Linked DNA regions of Homo sapiens: region 1 is linked to region 2. A link is an interaction called in ENCODE POLR2A ChIA-PET data of the cell type or tissue named here. Cell type or tissue: A673. All regions are shown on one strand. Each heading gives the region's core, and the rest is flanking DNA. Links, peaks and the distances in the headings are about the cores only. Region 1 overlaps LOC105370689 (a long non-coding RNA gene). Region 2 overlaps TDRD9 (tudor domain containing 9).

Region 1 (15,075 bases), core at 7,018-9,517, 86 kb after region 2:
GCGTGAACCCGGGAGGCGGAGCTTGCAGTGAGCTGAGATCCGCCACTGGGCTCCAGCCTGGGCGACAGAGCGAGACTCCGTCATGGAAAAAAAAAAAAAAGAAGACGGGGAGGGCGTGTCAAATCAAACACCATGATCTGCCTGGAAGTTTACATTTCACAGTGCAGCCTTTCACTTGAGAACCCCACGTGTAACTCACTGGAAGGTGGTAAAGGCTTATAGTGGAGGCTTTTGGTGAGGGAGGCTCCAGGCATGGCCCTGCCTCCTGCTCTGTGCCCGCAATTCCCATGAGCCTGAACTTGGGCCTCAGCCCCTCTGCCTCTCAGCCGTGAGGCCCAGCATAGGCCCCGGGGAACAGACGGTGGACAGAGGGACGGCCGCTGGGAAGCATGGCAGGTGCTTCCTGTCCCTGCCAGGAGACCACTGGCTGTGATGTCACTCTTGTGCTCTGGCCTAGCGGTGACAGCTCTGGTCATGACCCAGTTCCCCTCAGGTGACTCACCTGCACCTTCTTCTGCTCCTCAGGTCATCATCGAGCATGACTCACCTTCAGCACCGGCTGAGCGAGGCCCAGAAGATGACCAACTCCGTGGGGACCTGAGGTCAGGAGGCAAACGTGCAAGGTGGCTCATGCCTCTAATCCAACACTTTGGGAGGCTGAGGCAGGAGGATCACTTGAGCCCAGGAGTTTGAGACCAGCCTGGGCAACATAGTGAGACCAAAAAATATAAAAATTACCCGGGCATGATAGCACACACCTGTGGTCCCAGCTACTCAGGAGGCTGAGCTGGGAGGATCACCTGAGCCCAGGAGGTCGAGGTTGCAAATCACGGCACTGCACTCCAGCCTGGGTGACAGAGGAAGACATGGTCTCAAAAAGAAAAAAGGAGACAAACATCACCGGGGGCCATCCTGCAGGAGCTTGGGGAGTTTCTGCTGCTGCCTCCTAGAGACCTTCCTGCAGGGTGTGGCTCTTTACAGTTTGCACAGCTAGGTCCCCCCAACCCCATTCTCTCATGGAGGCTCCAGAGGGGCCCTGATGGCCTAGTCAGCAGGGCGGCCAGAACGCACTGCCAGTCTCCTAACTCTGAGCCCAGTGTCCTTTGGGTCGGCCAGGCTCAGCCCGAGCTGAGGGGAGAGGGAGGAGAGCCGGAGGCCCCACCAGACGGTGAGAGGAGGGAGGGCAGCAGCCAGGGTGGGTGCACAGCAGGTGCCAGGCCTGGAGGGCATTCATGAGCCCCTTTGAGGCCTTTGGTCTCACCTGCCTGGCAGGGAAAAGTTAGAGGTCAGAGGCAGCTGAGGAGGGCACAGCGTGTCTGGGTAGATGAGGGGGCAGAGGTGAGAAGGCACCATCCACCCTCCAGCTGGATGGGGCGGGAGACCGAGCTCCCACCAGGAGCTCTGAGCTTTCGTCTCATGGCCCTGGCAGTACCTGTCACGACAGGTGGAGGCTCAGGTGCGGACAGTGTGCTCACGCCCTCCTGGCTGGGAAGTCTCATGGGCCTTGACTTCAGGCTCCTCAAGGTCCCATCTGTTGGCTCCCAGGCAGAGGAGATGCCTGGCCTGTGGTGAGAGTGTGGGGTCCGGGTCCCCCAACCCCCACTCCGCCTCACTGGGCCAGTTTCAGCTCTGTCAGTCGGTGCCTGGCTGGCCCCCCTCTCCCCAGAGAATCCCAGTGCCCCCTCCACAGTGTCCAGCCCAGACACCTTGGTGGCCCAGAGGTACCCAGAGAGCAAAGGGGAGGGAGGCAGGGGGCAGCCAGGCTGGGCTTGGACCTGCGGAAGCCCACCCTCAAGCCTCCAGGCAGATGGAAGGCGTGGTGCTGCCGCCCCCGGTCCTGCTCAGCCTGGCTGGAGTGTCTATTCTTACATCCATACTTCCTGCTTCTTTTCCGGTTCTAGGTAAAGGCTGAGGGGCTCTATGGGGCCTGGCTTCTCACCCAAGCCTGATCCCACTTTCTGGGCAGAACCATGAAATGGGGGGCTCCTACACACCTCCCCAGAGAGGGTCCTTCTGCTGCAGGGCGGCCTTGGGGATGCCTCTGCTTAGCCGCAGCCACTGCCCACATGTCTGTCTGTCTTGCACCCCACACTTCCCACCCCCAGATGCATTCTGTCACACGGCATCCTGCCAGACCCAGAGGAACCAGAGAGGAGGAAGGAGTGGGCTGGAGGAATCAAGAGGAGACTGCCTCGCTTTTTTGTTTGTTTGTTTGTTTGTTTTCACTAGAGACAGGGTCTCGCTGTGTTGCCCAGGCTGGAGTGCAGAAGCTGTTCACAGGCACGATCAGAGCACCACAGCCTCAAACAGGAATCCTGGGCTCAAGCGATTCTCCCGCCTCAGCCTCCCGAGTAGCTGGGACTGTGGGTGTGCAACACCTTGCCTGGCCTGGTTTTCTTTAAAAAGAACAATTCTGAGCTTTATCTCTGGCGCCCCTGGCTGTGGATCCACAGAAGCAGGGATCGCGTCTCTCTCACTTGGGGGGAATCTCGGTGAATTGTGAAATGCGTTCCTGCTGCGGCAGTGAAAACTGATACGGCCCCGCGGGGTTCACAGGTCACAGCCGTGGGGGGACGGTGGCTATCAGTTCTTTCGGCCACCAGCACTCAGACACCAGTTCGGGCGCAACTCAGGCAAAAAGAAGACTCTCCTGGAAGGAGGTGGAGTGTCTCCAGGTGAAAGGGGAGCCCACCCTTCCAGTCTGCAGCCTTGAAACTGGGGCCACCTCTAGGCAGGTCAATGTCTCCCTGAGGCACAGCCAGCTCAGTGCCGGGGCTGGTGATATTTCAGGAAGCTCATGGAAATGATTTCACTTATTCTAAAATCAGGAGAAAATGGACTTTTAGGTTGAAGAAAAGGTTTGTATGTGGACTCTTAACATATTCATTTTGCCATCAATGCAGTTACGGCCCTTCCTCATACCTACCCCACAAACCGGGGGCTCCTCCCTGGCCCATCAGGCTTCAGGAGGAGAGTCTGACCCTCAACTAGAGTCAGGGCCCACTGGGGGACCAATCGGCTGAAGCCCGTGGGACAGGATGACCCGGTCCAGACTTGGGCCACTCCATGTCAGGGACATTCCTGGAGAAGGGTAGGGGCTAGGAGCCCCCACAGTGGGCTCTACCCTGCCGTTGTGGTCCCCTGTGGTGGCTGCCATCAGAGTCTCCCACCTCCAGGCTGAGCCATGCCCTTGGTCTGCCCTCTGCCCTCTCACAGGTAGGCACCCGCATGCAGGAACCTTGGGGCTGCAGGCGAGGGTGGGGCACTCGCCCGCTGGAGCAGGCCAGCAGAGGCGGCATGGCCATGGCCACTTTCGAGGTCAGCACCACCGGCCCTGACCTCGGCTGTGGGAGGACAAGGACGCTCCTGAGCATGCAGGAGTTTGCTGGAGGGACCATCGGAGGGAGACCTCCCCCAGGCTCCCTGACAGCTGGCAGGGAGCAGGCATGGGGGGGACTCTGGGCCACAGGAATTTGGGAGATGGTATGAGAAGGGGCCATCCTTAGTGGCCGTGGATGGAGCCAAGACCAGCCCCTTCTTTGGTCCCCGTTAGGTCCCCTGATAAAACCTCATCAGGCTGGGGCAGAGTCTACTTAAAGGATAGGGGAGTAGAGGCCAGGGTGCCCCCCACTGTGCTTCCTGGGAGTCCTGGATCAGCTTTTCTGAATGCTGGTTCTCTAACCAGAGCCTGGAGAAGGGACGGTAACATGAAGAGTTTGCAGCATTTGGTGGTCGAGGATCCATATGAAGGGCATCCGGCTTGGGGCTGGCATGCTGGATCTCGTAGCGAAGCTGGTGACTGGCCTCCCTGCGAGGCCAGGGCCCCCTCCTCAGGAGCCGCCACAGCCACCAGGCAGGAAAGTCCACTGTGGAGCCATCCAAGCCAGAAGGGGCCTCAGACATCATCGTTTTGCAGATGGGGAAATGGAGGCCCAGAGAGGGAAAATGATTAACCCAGGGACACACAGCAATTATGGCAGAACCGGGGCTGCCCCATGGGAGAACAATGGGCTTTGGGACAGGCTTTGGACCAGCTGTGGGACTCTGGGCAAACTCTTTCCTCCCTAAACCTCACTTCCCTCTTCTGTAAAGAAACCCAGCTAGGCATGGTGGCTCACGCCTGCAATCCCAGTACTTTAGGAGGCTGAGTAGTAATCCCAGTACTTTTGAGGCAGGAGGATCGCTTGAGCCCAGGAGTTTGAGACCAGCCTGGGAAACATAACGAGTCCCTGTCTCTACAAAAATACAAAAATTAGCCAGGTGTGGTGGTGTGCACCTGTGGTCCCAGCTACTCAAGAGGCTGAGGTGGGAGAATCACTTGAGCCTGGTAGGTCGAGGCTGCAGTGAGCCAAGATGGTGCCACTGCCCTCCAGCCTGGGCAACACACCAAGACCCTGTCTCAAAAACAAACAAACAAGAAAAGAAAAAAAGAAAAAACTTCAAGGACCAAGCTCATGCATCGCTGGAGCAGTGCGGGGAGAAGGAGAGTGAGGAGAATCTTGAGACGAGATAGATTCTCAAACGGACATTTACAGAGCCCTCATTACTAGGCACTTGCCAAGTCCTTTGGGGGCATCTTGAGACTCTTTTTTAATTTTAATTTTATTTTGTTTTATTTTTGAGATGGAGTCTCGCTCTGTCACCCAGGCTGGAATGCAGTAGCATGATCTCAGCTCACTGCAAACTCCACCTCCCGGTTTCAAGCTATTCTCCTGTCTCAACCTAAGGAGTAGCTGGGATTACAGACATGCACCGCCATGCCTGGCTAATTTTTGTATTTTAGTAGAGACAGGGTTTCACCATGTTGGCCAAGCTGGTCTCGAACTCCTGACCTCAGGTGATCCACCTGCCTCAGCCTCTGGAGTAGCTGGCGTACACCAATACGCCTGGCTAATTTTTGCATTTTTGGTAGATACGGGGTTTCACTGTTAGCCAGGCTAGTCACAAACTCCTGACCTCAAGTGATCTGCCCGCCTCAGCCTCCCAAAGTGCTGGGAGAATCGTTTTCTAATTTAATTAATTTTTTTTTTTCAGAGATGTTCCTCAGGACTCAAACTCCTGGGCTCAGGTGATCCTCCTGACTCAGCCCCAGAGTAGCTGGGACTACAGGCATACACCATCACCCTTGGCTTGGGAATCTTGAGGGGAAATGAACTAGCCCAGGCCTTCTGGGAGCCAGAGGAGGTCATGACAGACAGCAGGAGGCCGGGAGGCTCCCAGTCATGACAGACAGCAGGAGGCCGGGAGGCTCCCGGTCATGACAGACAGCAGGAGGCCGGGAGGCTCCCGGTCATGACAGACAGCAGGAGGCCGGGAGGCTCCCGGTCATGACAGACAGCAGGAGGCCGGGAGGCTCCCGGTCATGACAGACAGCAGGAGGCCAGGAGACTCCCAGGAGGAAAGTCTGGCACGCTGTCCCTCCCAGACCACAGCGGCTCTCCAGGCCCTGTAGTGGGACAGCCTCTCACCATCCCCCTGGCCTTGGAGTTTCTGTACATCCTGTGCCCTGCAGGCCAGGGTGCTCTTGCCCACGTGTCAGCCCAGGCCACCCAGTGCAGACCCAGGAAATCTTCCAGACCTGTGGGAGCCCCTCATCCCCACCCTGTGTGCACTATGCACCTGGGGCACACCCAGGGCACCTTCCCAAGTGCTGACTATGTCCGGGCACCTGGGCTGCGCCATCTCACCCTCACAGCCACCCTTGAGGCAGGTGCCCTGATTCTTATCCCTGTCCACAGCTGAGAGAAGCCAAGCTCAGGGAACTGGGTCGCAGAGCAGCGGCAGGGGCTGCATCAGGTCTGTCTGTGTCGCCTCGACAAGCGCAATGTCCCGTCAGGGCAGCTTCTGAAGCGGGCCTGCCCTGCCTGCCGGTCTCTGAGACAAGCTCCCTGGGACCGGGCTGGAGCCGGTTGGTCTTTGTGGTGTCCAGGGACTACCTTGCGTGCAGGGCAAGGTTAACCAGGTCCCTGCCAAGACTGCGGCTCACATGTGGCATCCCTACCCAGCCCACTGCCCTGCAGGAGTGGCTCCACTTGGCACTGAACTGGAGTAGGCTGTACAGTTCTGTCCCAGGCCAGGAGGGGAGGGCCTGAGGCCAGGTGCAATTCCCCAGGGCTGGTCCTCACAGGTCCTCCCATGGTGTTAGCAGGGCCCCAAGGCCCCCACCCAGGCCCGAGGCCTCCTTGCTGTTCCATCCGGCCCCAGGGTGCAAGCGCTGCCATTTGGCACTTACATAAAGCATTCAGCAGGCACTCAGCCTGGGCAGGGCCGGGGAGTGGGAGGCAGCTCCTAACATCTGGAGAACATCACCTCCCTGTCCTACATGCTGGAGATAATACAGCTTGTTTGTCTGGGGAGATGCACCTTCCTGGCTGTGCCCAGAGCCGACGGGGCTTTTATGCAATCGAGTGTTTTCAGTGATGACCCTGGAGAGCCACCCCACTTTGGGGGTGAAGGAGGGCCCACACTCGAATATTTTCTATATTGTAAGTTATTTAATCCCTCTGGAGTGGATCTCTCCCAGTGATGTGAAATAAACCAGCTTTCTCTCTTGAGAGTTGTCCAAACCCTATGTACAGAGTAGTCTACCTTTTCCCCCACGGATCTGCAGAGCCAGCTCTTTGTGGGTCAAGTTCTTTAAGAGTTTAGGTTTGATCCTAAAAGTAGCAGAGACCAGTAAACCACTCTAATCCAGGGGGCTGTAGCCTGAGCAGAGAACCATGGCAGGGCAAGCTGGGCGGTGGCTGCTCTCAGCCGGGGTGCGGGGGGGGTATGAGGAGGCAGCAGGGAGGCAAAGGAGGGGCAGGCTTGGAAATAACCTGGGGGGTCTGTTCCCAGTGAGGTCCTGGCTGTCTCCCCTGGGAGCGCTTCTGCAGGCAGGGTCTGCTCTTGGGCAGCCGGGTCTGGCTTCCCTGGCAGGGCCAGGAACGGGGCCCGGAGCCCTGCACGAGACGGATCTGACTGGGTGTCCTGCCTGAGAGCGCCTTCATTTCCCGGATTCCAGGAAGGCTCCCAGAGGGGCAGCGGGCAAGCCCTCAATAGGGGTGTGCGCATCCTGCAGCTCTCGCCAGCCCTTCCGGTGGCCAACAAGAGGCCGGGTGGAGTTTCTGGGAGTGTGTCTGGCCATCCGGAGTCAGGGGCTGGCAGGCAGGAAGGCCCCAAGTTCAGCTAGGCCCCGAGCCTCCCAGAACAGCAGGGAACCGAGGTCCAAGAACCAGCCCGCAGTCACAGAGCAGAGCCACCAAGGGAGAGCCCAGGGCTGCTGGGGGAAAACGGGTGGTGGCAGCCAGTGCCTGGCTGCTGGCCCTGGCCCTCTGTGTGGCCTGGACCCTTCGGCCCCTCCCTGTCTGAAAGCTGCTGGCTGACCGGCTCCACGTTCCAGGTGTCCAAGGCCATGCACAGCCACGTGCTGACCGTGAAGTTGTCCCTGAGCCCAAGCATGCCGACCAGTTGGCCTGGGCACTGCCACGGCAGTGGAGGGCAGCACAGACACAGGCTGCAGGCGACAGGCCTGCCCAAGGGGGAGTTGGCAGCGCACCAGAGGCGAAGGCAGATTCTGAGTTTGCAGCCTCAGCTTCCTGGGGCAGGGGGCAGAGCTAGGGAGGCAGAAATGTGGGAGGGCAGGAAGATGGGGAGAGGCCAGAGGGTTCTGGTTGCCTCTGTAGAAAGGCTGGTGGGGTCCCCTTGCAACACTGGCCCTTGGGCACTCAGCATTCAGGCGGGGCCATGGAGGCAGGCTGCACCAAGACGGAGGTGACCAGCTGTAGGGTGGACTTGGGGATGAGCTAATGAGGCACAGAGAGGGAGGGCTGTGCCCAGGGAAGAATGACTGGGGACCCTAAGAATGAAGCCCAGGGAGGAGGGGGCGTCCCATGCGGGAGACATGGAGTCCCATCACCACACCTGCCAGTGGGCCTCTCTAAATCGCCCCTACCCTTCCAGCCAGCTGCCCCCGAAATGCTGGAGCAGCAGAAACAGCGCAGCTGCTGGCTCTTGCTGGGAGGCCCTGCTCCCGACAGAGCTGTCCTCAGGAGAGGGCAGGGGAATGGGGTTGGAGGGAGCATCCAGCCAGCTGTCTCAGAGGTTGGGGGAAGGAGAGAGAGGAGGCTTGCGCTGTGGATACCCACTGGTGACTTCCAGCAAACAGCTCAGGATGAAAAGGGCTGACTGGAGCACTAGCTCCTCCCATGACGAAGGGAGGTGGGCATTGCTGCTGGGCGACCCCTGGCCCGGGCTAGGAGGGTGGGGGAGCCATTCATCCCAACAGCTTCTCATTCGGTGACCCTGAAACAGGGGGCAAAGCAGGCGTCAGCGTTTCCCGAGCATTTCCTCTGGTGGATCTGCAGCACGTGGGCACGCTTCCAGGGCACTCTGCCAGTCCCCAAAACCACACACGGGGTTGCCACAGAGGGGACTGAAAACATACTGAGCAGCTTCAGTGCTGGACCACAATTGTAAGCACATTTTCTAGCGGCGATTTCACGGTCCTCAAAAGGTGAGTCCCTTGGGTCCCTCCCAAGGAGCCCCAGAGGCCGAGAGGCCAGTGCTGGTTAATGGACCTCACTTTATTCCAGCTTTATTAGCTAATGGCAGCTAAAAGTGATTTTACACAAAATAATGTGTCGGAGATCATTGTTCCCGGGCACAGGTCCCAAATTCCAGCCCACGACCGAAGGCCAAACGTGCCCGTTAATGATTAAACCTCTGGAGTCAGTGCTCAGGGACACAGGCAGGGAGCAGCCCGGAGAGCTGCCGGTCAAGGTGCCCGGCCGGGTGGGGGTGGGGCAGCAGCCAGGCCCCGCCCAACAGGAACCAGTTCCTGCCCAAAGCAGGAGGGGAAAGGCTTTTCCACCAAGGGAAAGCTAAATATTGTCTAAATCCGGCACCCAGGACGACACACAGGCTTCCCATTGTCTGCCACACAGCAGGTCTCGGCCACGGCCCAGGTTGCACCCGTGTGAGGTCAGGGAGGGTGGAGCATCCCGGGGAGGGGGCCTGCCCCCACCGTCTTCCTCTGCACCGAGGCACATTCTTGGGAAAGGTCTTATGTTGCCAAAAGGGCTTAACCACATGACACAAGTGAGCGTAGGTGGGCACCAGTGAGGAAAAGCCATCCTTGGCAGCAGAAGCCGGTGCAGGGGCGACGCTTCAGACCACAGGAAGCGAGCTCTCCACGGTGGCCGAGGGCTTTTCCACTCGGCGAGCCTGGGCACCAGTCCCAGCTCTGCTACCTTTTCGCTGTCGTAGGTTATCTCAGTTTCCTCCTCTGTAAAATGGGAACGTGGTACCTGACCTCAAGGTCACCAAGAGGTCTACCGAGTGGCCCCTGTGAAACACGTAGTGCCGGAGCCCTGGTACCTGCAAGCTCTCAATACCCGGCGATCACGTTCATTACGATTAGGATCACCAGATTCTGTTCCTTTGCGAGATCCTTTCCAACTGCACTTTCATGTCAGTGTTCGTTTGCAGGTTGATGTTGGACCGTATTTACATTCAGTGTTTGGGGCTGACCGGGAAGAAATCTGAAAGTGGAAGAGAAGGGAAGGCACCGGTAACCTCGTCTTCCCAAGAGGAGGTCAGAGGTGAGTGTGAAAGTAAACATATTCTTTTTTTTTTTGAGACGGAGTCTCACTCTGTTGCCCAGGCTGGAGTACAATGTCACCATCTCAGCTCACTGCAAGCTCTGCCTCCCGGTTTCAAGCAATTCTCCTGTCTCAGCCTCCCGAGTAGCTGGGATTACAGGCCCCCACCACCACGCCTGGCTAATTTTCGCATTTTTAGTAAAGATGGGATTTTAGCACGTTAGCCAGGCTGGTCTCGAACTCCTGACCTCTGGTGATCCGCCTGCCTCGGCCTCCCAAAGTGCTGGGATTATAGGCGTGAGCGACTGCACTTGGCCTAAAAGCTCATTATTGAAAGCCACTCAGTTACAGAGCGAGACGACCTCAGAAAGCAGAGAAAATGCGCCCGCTTTAAGTTTTTTTTATATGGGGGTCTTATCTGTATAAAGACTAAACTAAGCTGTGCCCACGTGCGCGGGTGGGCTGATAGCATGACAGAATTTATTATTCGGTTGATTTAAAGAAAACTATCCTTGACATTTTAGTATGCAGGTACAAACAGCATAAGTAGAATTATCTTGAAAGCATATATTATTGTGTCTATCAGAACATCTGGACTTTTCATCGTTGTGGGAGTGTGTCCTTGCAGGTATTTTTAAGCTGTTTTCTCATTTGTAAATATCTCAGTACTATGTGACTGGCAAGGAATGTCCTTTACTAGTTTTAAGATGAAGTTTGTTTTAAGATGTTGTGACCCTGGCTCTCCTAGGCTCTTGTTTCCCTAATAGCAGAAAGAATATTATTTAAAGTTACCAAGGGCCGGGAGCAGTGGCTCATGCCTGTAATCCCAGCAATCTGGGAGGCTGAGGCAGTCAGATCACTTAAGCTCAGGAATTCAAGACCAGCCTGAGCAACACGGTGAAACCCCGCTCTGCAAAAATACAAAAAGTAGCTGGCAGCGTGGTGTACGCCTGTAGTCCCAGTCACACAGGAGGACTAGGTGGGAGGATCGATTGGGCCCCGGAGTTCGAGGCTGCAGTGAGCTGTGTCCACACCACTGCACTCCATCCTGGGTGACAGAGCAAGACCCTGTCTTTAAAAATTAAATTAAAACATATGCCGGGCGCAGTGGTTCAAGCCTGTAATCCCAGCACTTTGGGAGGCTGAGGTGGGCGATCACCTGAGGTCGGGAGTTCCAGACCAGCCTGGCCAACGTGGTGAAACCCCATCTTTACTAAAAATACAAAAATTAGCTGGGTGTAGTGGTGCGCGCCTGTAGGCCTAGCTACTTGGGAGGCTGAGGCAGGAGAGTCACTTGAACCCGGGAGGCAGAGGTTGCAGTTAGCTGAGATCACGCCACCGCACTCCAGCATAGGCAACAGAGAGAAACTGTCTCAAAAAAAAAAAAAAAAAAAAAGTCTGGGCATGGTGGCTCACACCTGTAATCCCAGCACTTTGGGAGGCTGAGGTGGGCAGATCACCTGAGGTCAGGAGTTCGAGACCAGCCCAACCAACATAGTGAAACTCCGTCTCTACTAAAAATAGAAAATTAGCTGGGCGTAGTGGTGGGCACCTGTAATCCCAGCTACTCGGGAGGCTGAGGCAAGAAAATCACTTGAACCCAGAAGGCAGAGGTTGCAGTGAGCCGAGACTGTGCCGCTGCACTCCAGCCTGGGCAATAAGAGCGAAATTGCATCTCGAAAATAAATAATAAATAAATAAATAAATAAAGTTACCAAAAAAGCAGTAGAAGAAATAAAAATAATTACATTAACAATAAAGTTTGTAGGGTAATGTGATGTAGCTGAATTCCCATCTTTCACATGGAGGAGTCAGTAGTGTCTAAAATTTGGTAAGTCGGAGAAAAGAGACGCTGTGCATGGCGCAGAGCTGTCCAGGTCATTGTCAGCAGAACTACACACAGCAGGAGTCAAAGGAAGCAGCTCTTGGGGAGACCCTGGGAAGAAAAACTGGGGTGGGGAGGTTGGGGGCACAGTGTTACTTCCCATCATAAACATCTCTGTGTCGGCCGGGTGCGGTGGCTCACGTCTGTAATCCCAGCACTTTGGGAGGCCTAGGCGGGTGGATCACGAGGTCAGGAAATCCTGGCTAACACGGTGAAACCCCATCTCTACTAAAAATACAAAAATTAGCCAGGCATGGTGGTGGGCGCCTATAGTCCCAGCTACTCAGGAGGCTGAGGCAGGAGAATGGCGTGACCCGGGAGGCGGAGCTTGCAGTGAGCCAAGATCGCGCCACTGCACTCCAGCCTGGGTGACAGCGAGACTCCGTCTCAAAAAAAAAAAAAAAAATCTCTGTGTCATTTATGACTATGACTGTTTTGCTTTCATTCAAAGGACACTTTGTTGGCCAGCTACGTTGGCTTGCGCCTATAACTCCAGAATTTTGGGAGGCCAAGGCAGGAGGGTGGCTTGAGCCCAGGAGTTTGAGATCAGCCTGGGCAACACAGTGAGACCCTATCTCTATTACAATAATATAATTTTTAATATGTTTAAGTATAAAATTATTTTTTAAAAAAAGATGCTTTGTTGATTTGTTTGTTCATTTACAGACAGGGTTTCTTTCTGCTACCCAGGCTGGAATGTAGTGGCAAGATCACAGCTCACTGCAGCCTCAAACTCCCTGCCTCAAGCAATCCTCCTACCTCAGCCTCCCGAGTAGCTGAGACCATAGACGTGCATCACCACTTCTGGCTACTTTTTTAAACAACTTTTTGTAGAGACAGAGTCTCACCATGCTGCCTAGGCTAGTGTGGAACTCCTGGCCTCAAGTGATCCTCCCACCCTGACCTCCCAAAGCACTGGGATTTCAGGCCTAAGCCATCATGCCCAGCCAAGACACTTTGTTAATTATAAAAATGTTTGGAGTCATCAACAATTTCAGAACTAAAAATGTAAGTTTGCAAAAAGATCGGGTTCCATTTACCATTTGGCAGAAGCCCCAGAAGAGAAGGTGTCTGAAACCAGCAGGCAGCTTGAGCCTCAAGAAACCATCTGCCTCCCTGGTACTTCTGCCACTGGTTCTTGGTCCACCTGTGGAGCCGTGAGGCTCAGGAGGGGTGTCCTTGCCTACTCCCAAGGGACAGTCCTCTAAATATTCAAAGGCAGCTCTCCTGCTCCCCTGAGCCTTGTCATCTGCAGGGTAAACTTTACCCACCTCTCCAGCTGTTTTATGGACAGCCTATATGATTCTTTCTGGCCAGAAACCCCAGCAAATCAGCATATACAGGGAGACAGGAGTGGTCCTCTGGCTGCTGCTGAGAACACACCATTCACCCACCCATCCACCCACCCATCCACCTATCCACCCACCTCCCCATCCACCCACCCGCCCAACCACCCATCCACCCACCCACCCACCCAACCACCCATCCACCCATCCATCCAACCACCCATCCACCCACCCACCCATCCACCCATCCACCCATCCATCTACCCATCCATCCACCCATCCACCCATCCACCCATCCACCTATTTATCCACCTACCCACCCATCTTTTTTTTTTTGTTTGAGACGTCTCACTCTGTTGCCCAGGCTAGAGTGCAGTGGCATGATCTCGGCTCACTGCAGCCTTCGCCTCCCGGGTTCAAGCAATTCTCCTGCCTCAGCCTCCTAAGTAGCTGGGATTACGGGCACATGCCACCATGCCTGGCTAATTTTTTGTATTTTTTTTTTCTAGTACAGATAGGTTTCACCATATTGGCCAGGCTGGTCTCAAACTCCTGACCTCAGGTGATCTGCCCGCCTTGGCCTCCCAAAGTGCTGGGATTACAGATGTGAGCTACCATACCTGGCCATCCACCCACCCATCTATCTGTCTACCCACCCACCTATTCATCCATCCATCCATCCATCCACCCACCCCACCCCCACCCACCTGTCCATCCATCCATCCATCTATCTACTCACCCACTCATCGACCCATCCATCCATTCACTCACCCACCCATGCACCTGTCCATCAATCCATCCATCCATCCACCCATCCACTTGTCCATCAATCCATCTATGTATCCACATATCCACCAACCAACCCACCCATCTATCCATCCATCCATCCATCCAACCATCCAACCATCCACGCACCCATCCATCCATCCATCCACCCACCCACCTTTCCATTTATCCATCCATCTGCCCATCTATTCATCCACCTGTCCATCCATGCATCCACCCACCTGTCCGTACACACACACATCTGCCCACTCATCCGCCGGCTCATCCATTCATCTACCTACCCACCTACCCACCCTTCCATCTGCCACTTCCTGTTTCCTTCTCAGAGCCAGCACCATGAGCTCTGTCCTTACAGAACATCGAATGCAAGGGCCAGACTGACCTGTAAGCCAGCAATGACCACATGGGATGAGCAGTGTTGGGTCAGCCCCAGATGCAAGAGCATCAAAAAATACTTCCTGTTTGGGGGAGACAGTGAGGAAGACACTTGAATAACCAGTCTCAGGTTAGGGCAGCAGAGAGTGGGAGAAGCAGGGGGTTGTCCACATGGCCAAGTCTGACCAACTCAGGGGTCAGGTCAGAGAAGAACAACGATGTCACCAGTAGTAGTGATTCTACAGCAGTCTCCAGCCTCCTTCTGCAGACACCCTCCCCAACCTCAGGAAAGGCTCTGCAGCAACAAACTCAGCTTTGGAGCCCCTCCTGCTTGTGTCCTGGCCTGCTTCTCCCACTGAGTGTTCAACCTTGGGCAATGAATTCCCTTCCTGAGCCTCCAATCGCTACCTGTATAAATGAGAAACAAGGCTGAGTCTGGTGGCTCATGCCTGTAATCCCAGCGCTTTGAGAGGCTGAGGTGGGTGGATGGCTTGAGCTCAGGAGTTTGAGACCATCCTGGGCAACATGGCAAAAACCTGTCTCTACTAAAAATACAAAAAATTAGCCAGGCATGGTGGTACGTGCCTGTGGTCCCAGCTACTCGGAAGGCTGAGGTGGGAGGATCGCTTGAGCTAGGGAGGCAGAGGTTGCAGTGAACCAAGATCGCGCCACTGCACTCGAAAAAAAAGAAAAGGCTGGGCGTGGTGGCTCATGCCTGTAATCCCAGCACTTTGGGAGGCCGAGGCGGGTGGATCACGAGGTCAGGAAATCGAGACCATCCTGGCTAACACGGTGAAACCCCATCTCTACTAAAAATACAAAACATTAGCCGGGTGCGGTGGCAGGCGCCTGTAGTCCCAGCTACTCGGGAGGCTGAGGCAGAAGAATGGCGTGAACCCAGGAGGCAGAGTTTGCAGTGAGCCGGGATCGCGCCACTGCACTCCAGCCTGGGCGATAGAGCAAGACTCTGTCTCAAAAAAAAAAAAAAAAAAAAAAAAAAAAAGAAAAAAGAAAAGCATTGTGAAATGTTCTTGGGGGTTTGTGTGACAAGGGTTTATTGAGTACCTGGTATATGTCAGACACAGTTCTAGGCCCTGGGATACAGCTGTGAGCCGAAGTCTCGCCCTCGAGGCCCTGTGAATTAGAGTGAGCGCCAAAAGCA
Region 2 (15,075 bases), core at 8,167-10,666:
GTCTCTACTAAAAATACAAAAAATTAGCCAGGCATGGTGGCGGACGCCTGTAGTCCTAGCTATTTGGGAGGCTGAGGCAGGAGAATGGTGTGAACCTGGAAGGCAGAGCTTGCAGTGAGCTGAGATCGCGCCACTGCACTCCAGCCTAGGCAACAGAGCAAGACTCTGTCTCGAAAAAAAAAAAGAAAAAAAAGAGATGAATGGATAAAGAAAATATAGTATATACACACAATTAAATACTACTCAGCCATGAAAAAAGAATAAAATCCTATCATTCTGGGCAACATGGCTGAGTGAAGTTAGTGAAATAAGTCAGGCACAGAAAGATAAATACCACACATTCTCATTCAAATTTGGACGCTAAGAAGGCTGATCTCACGGAAGGAGAAAGTAGAAAAGAAGTTACTAGAGGCTGGGAAGGGGGGGAAATAGGAAGAGGTTGGTTAATGGACAGAAAATTATAGCTAGATAAGAAATAACTTCTAGTGTCCTTTTTAAAGAGAGATGAGGGTCCCACTATGGCTGGAACTACAGACCCCCACCACTACGCCCAGTTTTCGTGTTCTAGAGCACCGTGGGGTGACTACAGTTGACAAAAACTTATCGTTTATTTTCAAATAGCTAGAAGAGAGGATTTTAAATGTTCCCACCACAAAGATAAATGTTAAAGATAATTAACAATGATAAATGTTGGAGATGATGGATTTGCTAATTACCTTGACTTGATCATGACACATTATACCTATGTATCAAAATACCACACTATACTCCATAAATATGTACACTTAGTATGCATCAATTTTAAAATAATAATTTTCTCGCAGGGCCTTACAATCATAGGTGATGAATGCAGGTTTGATCCAATACAAGAGTACGCTCACTATAAAAGAAACAGCACATTCTAACATACCTTGCTATGATGAATGTGCTCCAAATCATTAAGATAATACTCTTCAACTGAATGGGGCTTGCCTTCCACTTCAAAAATATATGCAGGATTCATCTTGTTTTGAACAGGAACAGCAAAGTAGTCTGCAAACTCTTTACAGCTGATGGTAGCCGACATCAGGACCACCTACAGAGTAAGAGAAAACATTCAAATAAAACAATGAGAATCATCACAAATTAAATACTTCTAAAACTGCAGGCTTTTCTTCTGCTTCACTCCTTATCTAACAACTTTTGAGACTTTAAACAGACCACCCTGATTTAATCTCTAGTGTAATTATTGTAGTTTAAACAATGTTCAGAGATACCAACTTTTACTATTTCTCTTCGAGTACCTTTTCAAATGATAAATTTCATCTCCAATAAGGGTAAATTAAAACCATTTTTCTGAAAGAAAACTTTGCATCAGGAGACTAATTTTAAAAAAGAATAAGGCCCAGGTAAACAAAGATACTGTGGCTCACACCTATAATCCCAGCACTTTGGGAGGCTGAGGCAGGAGGACCACTTGAGCCCAGGAGTACAAGACCAGCCTGAGCAACAACATGAGACCACTGTCTCTACAAAAAAATAAATTAATTAATTAAAAATAAATTTTAAAAAAAGAGTAAGGCCAGGTGCCGTGGCTCATGCCTGTAATCTTGGGCCAAGAGTTTAAAACCAGCCTGGGCAACATAGCAAGACCCCATCATTACAAAAAATTTAAAAATAGCTGGGCATGATGGTGCCCTCTTGTAGTCCCAGCTACTCAAGAGGCTGAGGTGGGAGGATCACTGGAGCCAAGGAGGTCGAGGCTGCAGTGATCTATGATCACACCACTGCACTCTAGCCTGGGCAACAGAGCAAGATCCTGTTTCTAAAAACAAAAATAAAAAATAAATTAAAAAGAATAAGTTACTCTATGATGTGTTCCAGAGAAATGACAGAGTAAGCCAGCAAAGAAAACGGGATCTAGAAAACTCTAGCTCCAACTCAAGAAACTGGAGAAGTCCCAGGACGACAGTGGTGCAGGAGCAGAGGAACAACCCCAGACTGGGGCAAGATGACTGACTGCAGCTTCCAGTTTTGTCAAAAAGCAAATATGAAATGATATCCTTAAGAAACTCAGCCATGAATGACAGGAGCAGTGCATACAGCCCGAGACGTGCCAGGAGAAAGTGGCTGATTATGGAGGGTCTCCCAGCTCAGCAGTCTCCATAATGCTACGTGGGGAGTGGGCACAGCAGTCCGGCTGGCTGCTCACCACCTACTGTACATCGCAAGTAGAGGTATCTAAGAGGAAATCCTAGCCAAAAAGTAAACTTTTTTATTTTTGAGACAAGTTCTGGCTCTACCACCCAGGCTGGAGTGCAGTGGTGTGATGTCAGCTCACTGCAACCTCAGCCTCCTGGGCTTCAGTGATCCTCTCACCTCAGCCTCTGAGGTAGGTAGGACTACATGTGTGCACCACCACACCTGGCTAATTTTTGTGACTGTTTTTTGTAGAGGCAGGGTTTCGCCATGTTGCCCAGGCCAGTCTCACACTTGTGAGCTCAGGCGATCTGCCCACCTCGGCCTCCCAAAGTGCTGGGATTACAGGCATGAGCCACCACACCCAGCCAAAAAGTAAACATTTCATATAAGCATTGTTGTTGCAGTTATTGAGTAAAGAAAACATCTGTATTTTCCCCTTTGGAATGAGATACAAATGGTAAAAACTGTACAGACTAAAACTCATTTTGAGATGTCTGAAGTTAAAAAGAATGCTCTCAGAAGCCACTTGGAGTGGAAGAGAGGCTCCTAAGGGACACACCCCAGTCACCATAAATGATCTCTAAACTGGGTTTTAAGGAACGACGAGGCCAGTGAACTGCAGGACACAGAGTGCAGCCTGCAAACAAGAGGCCAAGCCTGGAATGCAGGGAGCAAGCAGGACTCAGCCTGGCCACCAGCCTCCCTCATCCACCCTCCCCGGCAGCCCTCTGCCTCTTCTCCAAACAGGCAAGTCAGCAGACACCCAAGACAACTGCCTGTCTGGAGTGGGCCTGAGCTGAGTCCAGTCAGCAAGAGGTGACAACAAGGTCAGTGGCTGGAGGATGGTATAGAGGAGGCAGTGAGAGGAAGCCAGGTCGGGGGAACCACAGGGACCTAAAGGTTGGGGGGAGAGGAAAGGGGAGGCCTTAAAGCCCATGTGCCCGTGCCCCACACCCAGGTCCTCTTGACAGCGGCACTCTCTTTAAAAGCTGATACAGATTTTTTGAGAGTTTTTTAAAAACCTCTTACAAAACCACCTAGAATATGGTGTCTAATTTCTTGGCCCAACTACATGTACCATATAAGTTTCTATATCGAGAAAATATGCTGCTTCACGTATTTGTTAATAAATCATGAACACAGTGAAACTGACCAACCATATCTTACAACTTATAAGTACCAAATTCCTTACCAACATGTCCATCAGTGTAGGGTTTTGTTAATCCACTAACACTTGTCTAACTCTTTTTACCATTGAAAACTAAAAAATGTGTAACCAACTCATTATTCTGACTTGAGTAAAAAAGAAGAGTCTTAAATGACATTCAAGAAAGGTCTCAATGTGAATAATCTTCAATGGCAGCTTGGTTAAGATTCCAAAAAGGACTGAAATAGCCAAATTCTCTCATTCATTTCATAGTCACCTCAAGCAATAAGACAACTGATTGCAAGTGTCGAGTTCCATTCATTCAGCACCCACCCAGTGAAAATATGAACATCCTAAGGCAGAAGCTTCCCCACCTGGGGACATGGGAAAGAGAAAGAGAAATGTTTTCCTCAACAAATAAACACTTGAAGACAAAATGCTTTATGGTTTAGAAAGCAACTGCTTTCCAAAGCAGCCCCATCATAGAATAACTGAATAACCCAACCATGCGGCCTTTTATCAAGCTGTTTCCCACAGACCTCTGCTTAGCACAGCTGGGTTAAGGTCGACCTATGAGTAGACTTATTTAGACTGCACAATTATTCTAAACCCTTCGCCATTTTGGCCTAGTTCACACCTTCTTCCTTTTTGTTCAAATAAGAAGTAAATGATATTTATCATTCCCATCAACTTTCAGTTAACTCTACTTACGTCTCTCAAATACTAGTACATACTCTGTTCTCAAATTTCAATGCACTTTGGTGCTATTTCGAACACAGGGACTGCAGATTCATTCACTTACTTTTTGTTTTGTTTTTGTTTTTTTTTTTAAATGCAGTCTCTCTCTGTTGCCCAGGCTGGAGTGCAGTGGCACAATCTCGGCTCACTGCAACCTCCGCTTCCCGGCTTCAAGCAATTCTCCTGCCTCAGCCTCCCAAGTAGCTGGGATTACAGGCGCCCGCCACCACGCCCGGCTAATTCTTGAGACAGGGTCTCATCTGTTACCCAGGCTGGAGTGCAGTGGCGCAATCACAGTTCACTGCAGCCTGGACCTCCCAGGCTCAAGCAATCCTCCGTCAGCCTCCCAAGTAGCTGGGACCACAGACACACACCACTATGTCCAGCTAGTTTTTGTATTTTTTGTAGAGATGGGGTTTCACCATGTTGCCCAGGCTGGTCTTGATCTCCTTGGGCTCAAGCAATCTGCCCACCTTTGCCCCCCAAACTGCTGGGATTACAGGCGTGAGCCACTGTACCACCCAGCTTCATTCACATACCTTTAAACTGTGGTACTTATTCAACCAAAAGCAAAGCTCAAAACCCAGCATGTCATTATAGTCAACTAGACCATTTTCTGCAGCCTGGAGAAAATATGAGAGTTTAAGGCAACATAATAACCAAAAAGTATCCGTACTCTGTTCATAAAAGAATGCCCCTTAGTTGGCTTCCTGGCAAGATCTGGTGTACTACACATGATCATGAATTTTAAGCGTCATCAGTTTCAAATGTTTCTGTTAAAATACAGTCAGCCCGGCCAAGTGCAGTGGCTCACATCTGTAATCACAGCCCTTTGGAAGACCAAAGCAAGCAAATCAGTTGAGGTCAGGAGTTCAAGACCAGCCTGGTGCAAAACCCCATCTATACCAAAAACTACAAAAAAAAAATTAGCCTGGCATGGTGGTGGGTGCCTGTAGTCCCAGCTACTCAAGAGGCTGAGGCATGAGAATTGCTTGAACCTGGGAGGCGGAGGTGGCAGTGAGCTGAGATCGCACCACTGCACTCCACCCTGGGCAACAGAGTGAGACTCCATCTCAAAATAAATAAATAAGTAAACAAACAAACAAACAGCCCTGGGCCAGGCGCGGTGGCTCACACCTGTAATCCCAGCAATTTGGGAGGCCAAGGCGGGCGGATCACGAGGTCAGGAGATCAAGACCATCCTGGCTAACACGATGAAACCCCGCCTCTACTAAAAATACAAAAAATTAGCTGGGCTTGGTGGTGGGTGCCTGTAGTCCCAGCTACTTGGGAGGCTGAGGCAGGAGAATGGCATGAACCCAGGAGGCGGAGCTTGCAGTGAGCCGAGATCACGCCACTGCACTCCAGCCTGGGCGACAGAGCTAGACTCCGTCTCAAAAAAAAAAAATACAGTCAGCCCTCTGTATCCAGATTCTGCATTTGCAGATTCAACCAACTGAAAATCAAAAATATTCAGAAAAAATAAAAATACAAATTTAAAAAATAGAGTATAGCAACTATTTACATGGCATTTACATTATATTCAGTATTGTAGATAACCTAGAGGTGACTTAGAGCATATGGGAAGATGTGCATAGGCTACATGCAAATACTTTACTATGCCATTTCATATAAGGCACTTGAGGATCCTCAGATTTTAGTATCTGTCCGGGGTCCCAGAATGCTCTATAGACACCAACAGACTATAGAGAGAAACAAAACTAAACAATGAATCTTAATCCTAAATATGTCTGTTACTCATGAAATCAAATTTACCTTCACAAAACGTGAATTTGTTCTTAAGAGTTTGCGGACTACCAATAGCAGGAAATCCATTTCTTCTGTTCGTTCGTGTACCTACAAAATAAAAAAGGGGGCACCCCCCACATGGCATCAGGCAACACACATGACACTGCTGACAGAAAGGCACCACTGGGGGACTGGGGACTAAACCAGTTCTCTCTGCTAAATGCAGTTCCTCAGGGGGCTAGTATCACTCCTGGTTAAGAGGAAGCAAAGAGCATCGGCCAACAGACCACAGACCACCCACTCAGTCACGGCCCCCAGTGTTTCTCCTTAGGGCCCCCTGAGAGACGGCAGAGTAATGTTCTGCACCCTCGCCCCTGCTCATTTACTGCCAACTGTGCCCAAGGTCACTGTGACAACCAGAAACCTCTCCACCTACCTCAAGCACAGAGAACCACTGGGCCAGCCTCCCATGGCCCCTCCTTGCCACAACCCCTGCCAGGCCTGCAGGTACACTGTCATCTGAGCAAGCAAGCACAGGGAAGAAGATGTGCCAGTCTAACACTGACCGGGAGCCATGTGACCCCTACAGGACACATTCCATGATGTGCATAACTGCAGCTCACAAGGGTGGGCAAGGGCTGGTCCTGGAAAAGCTGGGTCAGTCACAAACAGGTAAACCAGAGCAAGGTTAGGACCCGAGGTCAGTAGCACTGACACTCGGGGACAGCAGTCAGGGAGGCAGCACCTCAGACAGACCTTGCAGCCCTCCTCAGACAGAGACCTCACAGTCAGAGCCACCCCAGGACCCACAGCCCCCCCACCCCGCCCCACCCCAGAACCAGCTAGCACCCAAGGGCTAGGCAGCCTGCTACTGTTCTAAAGAAGCCAGTTACTCTAGAACTTAGGAAACATCAATGTACAAGGGGACGGTAAGATTCTATTCTGGGACATTTCTCAGCCGAAGTGGAGAGATAATTACTAAGTTTCAAAGAGGGAGTTCTCCTTTCCTCAGTGTAAGAGGTGTAAGGATTTATTCTGTAAGTAATTCTATTCCAGGCCCTACTATCTTCTGAACTTCCCACTGAAGGAGATGTCTAGAGAAGTAGCATAGAGAAAAGAAAAACAAAAATCAGTAGCTAAAAGGTATTTAACATCATCATAAATCTCATGCTGTCACTTGACTTCAGAACATTTCCTCAGCACAAACATCCTCTCTTTTACTTGAGAAGAAAAATCAAGGCTATCATCAGCAAAAAGCCCCAAAGTGAGCTCTCCTCAGCTTGTGGCAGTCTCTTCTGAGTTCACACACCCATCATCTTCCCTCTGCCCCGCAACCCACTGGCTCCAGGATCCCTACACCAGCCTTTCTAACACATAAACATACACACATCAGCAGATGGGTCTCCCTAGTACTCATCTTTATAACCTCAGCCCCTTAGGAGGCACCTTTTCCATAGCAGTACTCAAAAAAAAAAAAAAAGTTTATTGAATGAATGATTTGCTTAAAGCTAGTTTTTTTTGGGGGGTTTTTTTTTTGCTTTTTTTTTTTTACACAGAGTCTTATTCTGTAGCCCAGGCTGGAGTGCAGTGACGCGATCTCCGCTCACTGCAAGCTCCGCCTCCCGGGTTCACGCCATTCTCCGGCCTCAGCCTCCCGAGTAGCTGGGACTACAGGTGCCCGCCACCATGCCCGGCTAATTTTTTGTATTTTTAGTAGAGACGGGGTTTCATCGTGTTAGCCAAGATGGTCTCAATCTCCTGACCTGGTGATCCGCCCACCTCGGCCTCCCAAAGTGCTGAGATTATAGGCGTGAGCCACCGCACCCGGCCAAGCTACTTTATTCTTTTTTTTTGAGACAGAGTCTCACTCTGTCGCCCAGGCTGGAGTGCAGTGGCGCAATCTCAGCTCACTGCAACCTCTGCCTCCCGGGTTCACGCCATTCTCCTGCCTCAGCCTCCTGAGTAGCTGGGACTACAGGCGCCCGCCACCACGCCCGGCTAATTTTTTGTATTTTTAGTAGAGATGGGGTTTCACCATGTTAGCCAGGATGGTCTCGATCTCCTGATCTCACAAATCCTCGTGATCCGCCCACCTCGGCCTCCCAAAGTGCTGGGATTACAGGTGTGAGCCACCGTGCCCGGCCCAAGCTACTTTATCCTTAAGAGCTGGAAAGTTTAAAACATTATTCCATTTTAAACTGGCTGGCTATCTTCAACTTTTGTTCTTGTATTTGTTTTGAAATTCAAATAATCCCAGATAATGCAAACGATACTATATGTAAACCTAAAACTTCAGGTAGTTGAATCCAGTCCATTCATTTATGAAGCAAATAATCCCTGGGGCATCTACAAGGTGCTGACACCGCACCAGACAGAGGCAGAGCAGGAAGCTGCCGTGATGGCGCGATGGTCTTCTGTTGGTTACCGCTCCCCAGTAGGGCAAGCTCTCGAAGAGAGGAGCTAACTTTTGCTCAGCTATTAAGGCAGAGCTTGAGAAAAGGATATAGTCAGTAACACAGCATTGATGGATTTATCTGTGTCACTCAAGTATGGGTGTGCAAAGGCCACGTAGGCAGAGAAATATGTCAGACACACAGAAAATAAATGTAGGCACCAGCACCACAGCCTCTAGAGTAAACTACCCAGGGATGAACCCAGCAACATCACTAATTACTTGTGGCCTGAGCACTGAACTTCCTTAAACTTTAGTTTCCTTTTATGTAAAGTGGGCTCAATTATACTAAAAAGCCCAATGAATAACTATTACAACCTTCATAATGCCATCTTTTGGCATATTATCTATTAAATCTGAATTTGTCTCTACCTACTATAAAGATATTCAAAACTACCATAAGTCATAAAGAAAAATTCTGAACCGTATTATATATCACCCTATTTTGTAAGAAACAGTAGATCATTTTCACCCTCTCCTACTCTCCCACCAAATGCCCTACAATAATTTAAAACCAAGTGCCTGTACATAAGATCACAAACGCACTGACTCAGCTTTGCCTGGAGTATATGTTGTATTATTCGTTATCCCATGCATCAAAATAGAGTGCAGAGACACTACCCTAAACAGTTGCCCAAATGGGTTTATCCTTTTGGTTGTTATTGTTGTTTTCCAACGCAGTCTCACTCTGTTGCCCAGGCTGAAGGGCAGTGGCACAAACTCAGCTCACTGCAACCTCCATCTCCCAGGTTCAAGTTATTCTCCCACCTCAGCCTCTCAAGTAGCTGGGACTATAGGTGTGTGCCACCGCACCCAGCTAATCTTTTTTTTTTTTTTTTTTTTTTTTTTGTATTTTTAGTAGAGATGGGTTTCACCATGTTGGCCAGGTTGGTCTCGAACTCCTGACCTCAAGTGATCCACCCACCTTGGCCTCCCAGAGTATCGGGATTACAGGCATGAGCCCGTTGCCCAAATGGTTTGATTTCAGACTCTATTAAACACCCTACCCTTGTCTCACAACCTCTCACAAATCCTATTTATTTGCTGATGTGTCTAATTCCTCTAGAAATAAGTCAAGCTTCCCAAACAGAATTACTGATAAGGTTTAAAACACAAGAGTTTAAGAACCAGTACCAAAGTTCTTGGGAAAGTTATTCAAACACAACATTCCCCACCAAAAAACTCATGTTTAAAATATAAACAAAATCAAAAAACATTCCATCCTTACTGAGAAAAGTCCAGAAAGTAAAGGGGAAGGAAAAAATAAAGAAAGCTGAGACAGGCACAAAGACAGGGTTCACAATACTCTGAGAGTTTTTTTAAGAGAGATAAATATGACCTTTACAAGTAGATGACATCACTTACTTCATCAATGATGATATGTGTGAATTCCATCAAACTCTTGGCACTAACTATTTTCTGAAGCAGGACTCCAGTTGTCATATAAATTAGCCTGGTGTCCTCTGTTGCTATTTTCTCTAGCCCTACCTAAAATTGGAGAAGGAAAAAGGAAAGGAAAAAAGAGAAAAAAAAAGTTATGTCCATTTTATTAATATAATGGGGGTAAGAAAGGGAATGAAAAATTAAGGTATTTCGAAAGATACACAGGCTCCAAATTAAAAGTGACATTCTCAAGTCAATTATTTTCTTCTTTTTTGGGGGGAGGGCGGCAGGGGTTGGCTCATCTAATCACACTGCTATAACATTTTTATGTTAAAACAATTGTGTATCAAGACATCTTCTAGATTACAGATATAATTAAAAAGATAAAATTATAAAAGCCATAAGCATGAGAATTCTTACTGCTTTCCTATTCAACTGGAAAGAAATTACAATTTATTTTCAAGAAATTCTTTTTTTCTTTTCGAAACAGAGTCTCACTTTGTCACCCAAGTTGGAGTGCAGTGGCATGATCTCAGCTCACTGCAACCTCTGCCTCCCGGGTTCAAGCAATTCTCATACCCCAGCCTCCTGAGTAGCTGGAATCACAGGCATGTGCCATCATGCCTGGCTAATTTTTGTATTTTTAGTAGAGAGGGGGTTTCACCATGTTGGCCAGGCTGGTCTCAAACTTCTGACCTCAAGTGATCTGCCCGCCTCAGCCTCCCAAAGTGCTGGGATTACAGGCGTGAGCCGCCATGCCCAGCCTTATTTTCAAGAAATTCTGTTTCACTGCTTTTTAAAATTATGCCACAGTTCTCTTCTATAAGCAGCTGGTTTCTTTTTTTGTTTGTTTGTTTGTTTTTTGTTTTGAGACAGAGTCTCACTCTGTTGCCCATGCTGGAGTGCAGTGGCGCAAGCTTGGCTCACTGCAACCTCTGCCTCCCGGGTTCAAGCAATTCTCCTGCCACAGCCTCCCGAGTAGCTGGGACTACAGGCATGCACCACCACATCCGGCTAATTTTTGTATTTTTAGTAGAGACGGAGTTTCACCATGTTGGCCAGGCTGCTCTCAAACTCCCGACCTAATGTGATCCGCCTGCCTCGGTCTCCCAAAGTGCTGGGATTACAGGCATGAGACACAACTAATTTTCAGCAGAAAATGGTCACATACTATCAACTTACACAGAAAAAAACTTAATAAAATTAAGGAATAGAGAGACAGCTGGCTCTCTTAGTCCCTCCCTCCCTCCCAGTCTCACCTGGTAGCCCACCACACCTCCCAGGGTCCAGGCACGCTCTTTACTGATCCACCTGGCGATGCTGCTTGCCCCTATCTTCCGGGGCTGGGTGACCACAATGCTGCAGTAGGCGGAGCGCTGAACGTAGTGGTCCAAGATATACTGCGGGAGCTGAGTGCTTTTACCGCTTCCCGTGGCCCCATGGATAATCACCACGGAATTACTTTCTATCAAAGACACAACCTAGAAATTTAAAAAATTCTTTCAAAATCAGCACAAAATGGCAATGTAAAGTATCACCTATATTAAGAAGTCTTTCAGGATTTATTTTTCTTTCATCTTAAAGTTTTGTTTTGTTTTGTTTGAGATGGAGTCTCGCTCTGTTGCCCAGCCTGGAGTGCAGGGGCGCAATCTCGGCTCACTGCAACCTCTGTCTCCTGAGTTCAAACGATTCTCATGCCTCAGCCTCTCAAGTAGCTGGGACTACAGGCGTGTACCACCACACCCAGCTAATTTTTGTATTTCTGGTAGAGACAGGGTTTCTTTCACCGTGTTGGCCAGGCTGGTCTTGAACTCCTGACATCAAGTGATCCGCCTGCCTCAGCCTCCCAAATTGCTGGGATTACCAGCAATTTCCCAAATTGCTTAAAGTTATTAATTAACCATTCTAAACACAACACAAGAGAGCAAGGAGGCGACAAACGGTTGCCACACTTAAATGCAACTCTACTACCTATTTAACAGTAATTAGTGGCTGGGCACAGGTGGCTCACATCTGCAATCCCAGCACTCTGGGAGGCCAAGGCGGGCGGATCACGAGGTCAAGAGATCGAGACCATTCTGGCCAATATGGTGAAACCCTGCTTCTACTAAAAATACAAAAATTAGCTGGGCATGGTAGCGCGCCTGTAGTCCCAGCTACTTGGGAGGTTGAAGCAGGAGAATTGCTTGAACCCTGGAGACAGAGGTTGCAGTGAGCCAAGATCGTGCCACTGCACTCCAGCCTGGCGACAGAGCAAGCCTCCATCTCAAAACAAACAAACAAAAAAACAAAAACAACAACAAAAAAAATAGTAACTAGTGATAGCTGTGGAAAAACCAGGCCAGGTTAACTCCAGCTTCCTGGGTCTCAACTGCTTCTGTAAAAATGAAAATGTAAAATTAGATTTCTATGACTCTTCCCAAGTTTCTATTAACATTTTGTAATGAATCTGCAAATAATTCTACTGAACATGAGAAAAAGAGCTGTTACTACATTCAAGTGGTTTTAAAATGTCATCTTAAATTCTTCAGACATATTTTTATCTATTAAATATCTGTTTATTTATTTTTAGACACAGGCTCTAGCTCTGTCACCCAGGCTGGAGTGCAGTGGCACAATCATGGCTCACTGCAGCTTTGACCTCCTAAGCTCAAGCCATCCTGCCACCTCAGCATCCCAAGCCAGGACCACAGGCACGTGCCACCATATTCCACTAATTTTGGGGGGTGTGTTTTGTAGAGATGAGGTCTTGCTATGTTGCCCAGGCTGGTCTGGAACTCCTGGCCTCAAGTGATCCTCCCACCTCCAGACATATTTGGAAACAAGTAACTTCCACTTTTCCACTTACAGATTATATGCAGCATTTTTAAAACTCCACTCAAATTCCTCCTCCAGAACTCCCCGACCTCCACTCTAAACTTATTTAAGCTCTTATCCTTCTAACAATTGATATGGTCAGGAAATACAAATTAATTTGAATACTGGCCTCTAATTTTTAGTTGCATGATTTACTCTAAAGCAAAGTAAAAATTAAATTTGAAACATTTCTAGTTTTATCTGTAACTCCTTCTTCCAGTTAATAAAGGTTCCGATACGCTTACTCTTAACGATGCTTAATAACACGCAAGTAATTAGGAACTTAATCGTCCTACTGTTACATCTGCCTGGCATTGTTAATACAATGGTATGTCAATGATTGATTACATTAATCAACAGGCAGAGAAAGGGCCAACGCTGTAAAGAAAACCCAGTGGAAATGCTAGGGTATGTCATTTGCTTCATAAAAACATTTAGCAGTGAGTTTATTTAAACAAGAAGCTCTCCTGGGGAAGACTAAGTGTTTACTTGCAGATATTTTGAGGAAGGAAAGACTAGATAAACTAAATGTTAGAAGATGTACTCAGGCGAAGACTAAAGAAATTAAAGCACAGATCAAAAGAAAAGCCATCGATATGGTTACTACACAAAATCATCTGCAGGTTGGCCTGAGCACACCCTCCTCTTATCCACCACAGAACCTTGTACACCACAGAAGTGTTCACCTGGCAACTGGTAACTTTCAAATTAGAAACCAAAAGTATTGGGCCTCAGACATGTATTCAAACAGCAAAATTACAGTATAACAAAACAATTTTACCTCTTCCTTGTATCGACTTATAGGCAAATCAGGATATTTATAAGTTGTCCCTGGGATGCATGTCACACTGCTTAATTTAGCCAAAGATGGCCTTGGACCTGGATTAAGGCAAAACAAACAAATACAATGCCATTTCTTATCTGGAAAAAGATAACTCAATGTTCTAATCTATAGATACAGCATACACACACACACACACACACACACACACTCAAATACAAAAATACATTTTCTACAGGCTAAAACTGCCATCAGGGCAATACCAAAGACATGGAACGAACATAGGTATCCATCAATGGTGGATTGGATAAAGAAAACATGGTACATATACACCATGGAATAATATGCAGCCATAAAAAAGAATGAAATCATGTCCTTTGCAGCAAGCAACATGGATGTAGCTGGAGGCCATCTAAGCAAATTAACACAGAAACAGAAAACCAAATATTAAATGTTCTCACAACTGGGAGCTAAACCTTGGGTACACACGAACATAAAGATGGGAATAACAGACACTAGGGACTCCAAGAAGAAGAGGGAGGGAGGGGCAAGGGCTGAAAAACTTCCTACTGGGTACTGTGTTCACTATACAGGTGATGGGATCAGTGGAAGCCCAAACCTCAGCATCACCCAATATACTCTTGTAACAAACCTGAACATGCACCCCCGAATCTAAAATAAAAAGTTTAATTTCTTAAGAAACTTCCCTTAGCAGCCCACTATTAATCTTGTATAAAAGCAAACTGAGAACATTCTATCCCTCCATCACAGCCACCAATATTGCAAGCTCAGCACTGCCTTCTAAAACAGGCCTGTAAAACACGCACTCATTGCTGATTCAGTGGTACCAAAACAGTTAAAGAGAAAACTTTTCCTTGAAATTTCAACAGAATGCATCAATTTAAGTGTGCATTCCCTGCTACTAAAATACATCAGTGATAGCAATAAATAAATCAAACAATTTATGAAATACAGGTATCAGGAAAGCAGGCAGCTTGCCTCTGCTCAGGATACATGACACAGAGCTCTGACCAGGCACACTTCTCTGCCCTCTTGTAAAAACATGCCCTGCTCTCTGGCTGCACTACAAATTCTAAACCTCTGGTCATCACTTGACAAACTGGCAAATCATCAAAACTCACGGAAGACAAACTTTTGCTGGGAAATAAGTTTTACTTCCAAAATAAACTCTTAGCCAAATTTAGCACCGCACTCATTCCCTTACCCCACGACTCACCTTCCCTTCCTATCAGCCCCTTGTTTCTGACCAGCATCTCCTGCTGTGTCACCCTCGGCCTTTCCTAATAAAACACACAACCAGGCTTCTCTCTTGTTTTCCTACATCTTTTCCCTACATATATTCCCATTTTCCTAACTGGTCTAATAACATGTAATTAAAATGTGGCTATTTTCCCACATTTGAATCAAAGTTACGTGGTCCCTGTTCTCAATTATATAAACAGAGGAACCAGATCTGTCATACTTTCTCAAAGCAAAAATAGCTTCTTTGTGAGTATGTTCTTCCTAAAATATTAGTGACCCCTAACTCAGGAAAGCTGTCCTGCCGATATGGCTTTTTTTTTTTTCCTTTTTTCTTTTTCTTTTTTCTTTTTCTGGACAGAGTCTTGCTCTGTCCCCCAGGCTGGAGTGCAGTGGCGCGATCTCGGCTCACTGCAACCTCTGCCTCCTGGGTTCAAGCGATTCTCCTCCCTCAGCCTCCTGAGTAGCTGGGATTACAGGTGCCCACCACCACACCCGGCTAATTTTTGTATTTTTAGTAGAGATGGG

The links. Peaks named below come from ENCODE experiments on the same cell type or tissue, not always from the same donor. Only the 100,000 strongest peaks of a DNase experiment are listed, where the experiment ranks them.
Region 1: POLR2A ChIA-PET joins it to region 2 with 7 read pairs; 3 of 35 experiments call an interaction of 5 or more read pairs at or near these places.

What each region holds. Positions count from the first base shown.
Region 1 is chr14:103,873,850-103,888,924 of GRCh38, reverse strand. It overlaps LOC105370689 (a long non-coding RNA gene), which reads right to left. Exons shown (of 3, transcript NR_188198.1): 2 at 11,330-11,530; 3 at 8,547-9,521. Among named protein-coding and RNA genes, the nearest start is that of PPP1R13B-DT, 34 kb to the right of the region's middle. RefSeq lists enhancers at 6,773-7,454, 8,138-8,820, 8,679-8,973. In A673, for the core only: no CTCF peak of the experiment used is centred there; a DNase peak (open chromatin) is centred at 8,364.
Region 2 is chr14:103,961,389-103,976,463 of GRCh38, reverse strand. TDRD9 (tudor domain containing 9) reads right to left here. Exons shown (of 36, transcript NM_153046.3): 3 at 13,288-13,385; 4 at 10,910-11,131; 5 at 9,633-9,755; 6 at 5,843-5,923; 7 at 911-1,075. Among named protein-coding and RNA genes, the nearest start is that of RD3L, 26 kb to the right of the region's middle. In A673, for the core only: no CTCF peak of the experiment used is centred there; no DNase peak of the experiment used is centred there; H3K27me3 peaks cover 635 bases.